Regions from separate parts of the Homo sapiens genome. Here region 2 is linked to region 1. The links are chromatin loops, found by intact Hi-C in ENCODE. Cell type or tissue: PC-9. All regions are shown on one strand.

Region 1 (2,500 bases):
GCTAGACTGTGTATTGCCTTAAATACTATTCTCAGAAATAACCAGTGGTGTCATTCTAGCAAGTATCACTCCAGAAAACTCCTTATACGTACAAAAGGCATAAAAAATCTTTTTAAAAAGTCATTATTTCCAAGAAAAGTGAGCAGAGGCAAGAAAAATGTAATTAAACATATTTATCTCTCCATGCCTTGTTTTATGAAATCTGCTTTTTTCATGGGTCTAAGCAAGATGATGGATATTAGTTGCTGAGGGGAGGGGAAGTAAAAAGACGTGCTGTTGCCCAGTATTCTAGGATGAAGATAAAGAAGTATAAATACAAAGAAACAGTTGCTCCAGGAGAAGATAAGAAAGTATCAGAATAAGTTTTGTCTCTGGAAATCAGAGAAAAACAAATTCCAACAAAATGGTAATGCACTTTCTTTTGGATTCCAGGATTGGTGAAGAAAAAAAAATGAGTAACAGGTCTGGTGTGCTGGGGGGAAGAGAGAGAGGCAGGCACACTCTTGCATCACTACTGGTGGCAACCATGGCTCATTAGTGACATATATCTCAGGTGACCAAGATCTGTGGGAAAGTCAAATCTTTTTGATCCAGCCATCAGCTCTCTGCTGTTGACCTCAGAGAGGCACGTTTGTAGATGAGTGAAGAAAGAAGAAACTGCTCTGGTTATGTGCAGGGTGGTGTGAGAATGAGGATTGCCTGGGAAGTCTTAGGGTCAAGATTGGGACAGAGTCATCTTCCCCTACACTCTCGCCCCACCCACCAGCTTATTTTAGTTCTCTAAATGGTGCATAGGATCGGGGGAGAGTTGGTGTTGCGGAACCGAGAGTGAGAGGTGAGAAATGTTTGACAGAGTCCAGAATCAGTAAAAGGAACTGTGGCCTATCACCCAGCACTGTGTTCACCCACCCTACTGATAGATATTGGTTTGTTTGTCTGTCTGTAGGGGGCAGTGCAACCCAAGAAAAAGGAAGAAGAAAATTACAGGTTATCTGGCAGAGACTGAAGAAAGAATGTATTCCTTCAAGGATATGTGGAGCCAGAACCTGTCACAAGAGGGTGGTACACACAAGTGCTAAACTAGAACTTGCCCTTCTACTCCTGTCCTGTTTTCGGAAAACCCTTAATCCCAATCCTTTATGGCTCTGGGAAAGCAGTGTCAAAATCTATAGCACAGAAAGGGGAGTGAGGTGAGGTAGATCAGAAAAGTGGGCATTCATAGGAGAAGGGCGAGGAATAAAGTGGCAGGAGGCCAGGGTGGGGAAGATGGGTGTGCCTGAGACCTAAATGGGAGACTCTGGAAAGTTATATTCCTCACTCTGGAGTGGATGCACCTGAAACTTATGTGTCAATGCATTTACCAATCTCTATCCTCTTTTCTCTGTCTACCTGTAGACAATAATCTAAGTAAGGGAGGAAAGAAATTGCTCCACAGAGTGTGATATGCTGGAGATAAGGGGTGGAAACGAGGCGTCCGAGGCAGACTACAGAGTCCAGAGGCAATTCAGCTTCTCCCTCTCACAGCCTTTGTTTTTTTCTCCTCTTATATTGGTGCTGGAAAAAGATAAATGCTGCACCTGTGGGAAAATAGTGGAAATGAGCTTGAGGGAGGTTAAACCCCAGAGGAGGAACATTTGAAAATTAAGACCTTCAATCCGGAAATAGAGATACTGATACCCTTGTATCCTGTGCATTGACATGTCTCTTTGGGGAGACTCATCTGAAAGCTTTATGTGTTTGCATTGCTGCTAGGTCCATGTTGGATGGCAATTAGATTGATTGTGTCCAGGAAAAGAATGTCTAACAATCTCCTTCCTAGAATGCCACAACTAGAGCACCTTTTAAAGAGTGATGCCCATCTGTGACTTGCATTAGATGTGGGATATACTCAGACTGACGAATTTGTGAAAGAAGATATGGAAGTCTGGTCTACAAGTTGACACAGTGTTCATCCACTTATCAGAAGAAGGCACAACCAAGCAAGAAAAACAAAAAGAGCGTGGGAGCTGCAGACAGTGGGGAAGACAGGCAAGGTCCATGATCTTCAGTCAAGAACTGAGGATAAGCCAAGCCCTGGGGATCAGTCTGACAATAATCATGGGCAGTAAGAACTCTCAGCCTCTCCAAAAGCAAACCATCGAAATAAAAATGAATGACCTATTCCCCCAATGAAAATAAAAAAATTTCTGGGTATGCTCAAAACTTTAAAAATGGCAGTTGTGTTCTAGACCTCTCCAAGTGTCTTTTCATTCAGGGAAAACTGTTGTTTGCCGAGCCCAAGGATGCGGGCTTTCCATTTAGCCAGGATATCAATAGCCATTTGGCCAGCCTCTCAATGGCTAGAAACACGAGCCCCACTCCAGACCCCACTGTTAGAGAGGCTTTGTGTGCCCCGGATAACTTAAATGCGAGTATTGAAAGTCAGGGCCAGATTAAGATGTACATCAATGAAGTGTGTCGGGAGACTGTGTCACGTTGCTGCAACTCATTTCTGCAGCAG
Region 2 (2,500 bases), 1.3 Mb after region 1:
AACTTGATTCTTATACTCAAGAGAGCATTGTGAGGAGTTCAAGAGGAAACCCTCCTCCAGATCCCAGCACAGTTTTTGACACATTATTCACAGCACCAATGTTTGCTTCCTTCTCATCCCAACTGTGCTGAGATGTTATTTCTTTACATATTCACTTCTAATTTTACCATTAAGTATTCTTTTTGTCTGCATTCTTTTAGTTTACATTGTGGTTCTTTATCAGGCTTTCTGAATTGAATGTTTAACTCATTTTCATTTTTATTGATATAGGTATTTAATGCTTTAAAATAGCCTCTGATAGCAACTCTAGCTAAATTCGTACATCCTCTGTTTTCATTATGATTATATGCACCAAATTCTGCAACTTTAATCTATTTCCATTTGGGTGCAAGTTTTGTTTAATAGCCTCAGATAGAGTCAATTTTCATGAATGATCCATGTTTATATGAAAAGTAGGTGTGTTGCCTAATATTAGGCTTCACAATTTAGAATAAGTGTATCTGTAAGATCTACCCTTGGAATTATGTTGCTTAAGTCTTCTCTACAGTTGTTAAATTTTTCTCCACCTGAACGTTTTTGGATTATAGGAAATGTGGTAGAATTTCTATTATTAAATGGTGTGCTTCTTCCTACTTCTCTTTGCACTACTGTAGTTTTTGCTCTATCAATATTTTTACCACATGACTGCATATATGAGTAGCTCCCATCTTCCTTGTGAATTGTAGCCTTTGACTTTATCAACTGTGTTTTTTTGTCTCTTTAAATCCATTTTGGTCTCAGTTTTTTTCTTTTAATTATCAAGATTGTAACCCTTACTTTCTTTATATTGTCAACTGCCTAGTATATATTTATCCTTACATTTTTAACCTATATGAATACGTTTGTTTTACGTGTATCACTTGGAAAAGCACAGCTTTGGATTTTTCTTCAATAGGCAATCTGAAATACTTTTAATAGATGAGTTAAGCCAATTTATTGTTATTGATATGATTGATGTCTTTGCTCATTTGTGTTCAATTCTGTTGTATTGCTTTTAAACACAGAAATTGTATAGTCTTTCACTAGTTCATATGTTTATTTGCTATCTATATTTAGTATTTCGAATGGTTAATACATAATATCCTTGATATGGAAGAAGTCTTAATAATGAGTAGAGAAATCATCAAAAGATATGAACAGATAATTCACATAAAATGCAATATACATAGTCACTAAACTTTCAAAAATATACCAAATTACAATAATTCTGCCTGCCACGGGCTGCCAGTGTGCACCAGAGGTATCTCATGTTTCATCTTATGGATGCCCCAGAGTAGAGGATTTTACTGTCTTCTTTTACACTTATCAATTTTATTCTGACAGAATTAGAGTCATTCTATATGTAAATTCATACCCTGGGTTTTAAGTGAGGTATTTTTTTTTTGCTCCATGCAAACACGTCTGTGGAGAAGTTTGACAATGGTGGTACGGTGGTGCCCCCTCGTGACTGAAGCCTGAACTGCATGCAGCTTGAACATCACAGTAGGAAAGTGGGAGGGAGGAGTTGTGGCCCAAGCCCCGCCCTACAGAGTTTTCTAGAAGTCTGAGTGGAAAATTGGGCATTCCCAGTGTGTAGGAATACTGACAGCCTCCATTAAAAAAATGGAGCCTTTTACTATGTGGAAGAGAAAACTATGTCAGAATAATAAATATATATTTTAAATGCTTTGAGACATATGGATAAATAGCTGGAGACCTGGGTAAGCTAAAATGGATGCAGATCTTTTATTATCTTTGTAACCCAAGTTTGCCCTTATTATAACCATCTTTTCATGGAAATATACGTCTGTGATAACATCTTAAAATACTTAAACACAAAATCTCACTTTTTTTTTTTGGACTATGTATTTCATTGTGTGGATACCCTCAAATTTATTTCACTAGTATTATAGCAATGAAAATTTAGTTCCCTTACCATTTCTATGACCGAAAATAATGTACTTAACGCCATGCTCGTGTATATGCAAATATGTTTGTAAGCATTTATTTATAGTAAGTTCCTAAAAGTTTCATTTTAAAACCCTTTGAACTATAACATTTTATATTAATAATCAATTCAAAATACTATTACTAATTTATATTGCCTATATCACAGTATGAAAGTACCTAGTTCTCCACACATTAGAAATAATGAGAATCATTAATTTGGTACACAAGAAGTCATCTCTCATCATTACTTTCATTATAACTCGTTTTTGTTGCCTTCTGGAATTCCATCCTATGGATGTAACATAATCAATTTTCACAACTTCTTGTTATTCAGACTGTCCTGATATTTCCTATTATCTACACTGTGTGGATGGCATCTTTTCAGAGTCTGTGCACTGCTGAAGGGCACAGTTACAGGCACAATTCCTGTGGCTATTTGCGCTAGTGAGTTGAATGTGTCTTCCTTGAGTCCAGCAAGCTGTCTTAGGAGAAATATAACACAACATGATAAATGTCTCAGTTTGTGTGAGTG

Evidence for each region. A loop is a pair of places that touch in the nucleus more often than their neighbours do. Peaks named below come from ENCODE experiments on the same cell type or tissue, not always from the same donor. Only the 100,000 strongest peaks of a DNase experiment are listed, where the experiment ranks them.
Region 2: it touches region 1 in a loop (18-fold over the local background); 6 of 110 quality-filtered maps call a loop at or near these places.

What each region holds. Positions count from the first base shown.
Region 1 is chrX:101,595,317-101,597,816 of GRCh38, forward strand. It overlaps the pseudogene ARMCX7P. Among named protein-coding and RNA genes, the nearest start is that of ARMCX6, 21 kb to the right of the region's middle. In PC-9, CTCF peaks have their summits at 945 (motif pointing right) and 1,147; a DNase peak (open chromatin) is centred at 1,005; H3K27me3 peaks cover 976 bases.
Region 2 is chrX:102,862,441-102,864,940 of GRCh38, forward strand. The region is part of intron 12 of ARMCX5-GPRASP2 (ARMCX5-GPRASP2 readthrough); the gene reads left to right. The region is part of intron 3 of LINC00630 (long intergenic non-protein coding RNA 630); the gene reads left to right. Among named protein-coding and RNA genes, the nearest start is that of RAB40AL, 74 kb to the right of the region's middle. In PC-9, a CTCF peak has its summit at 1,485 (motif pointing left); a DNase peak (open chromatin) is centred at 1,481.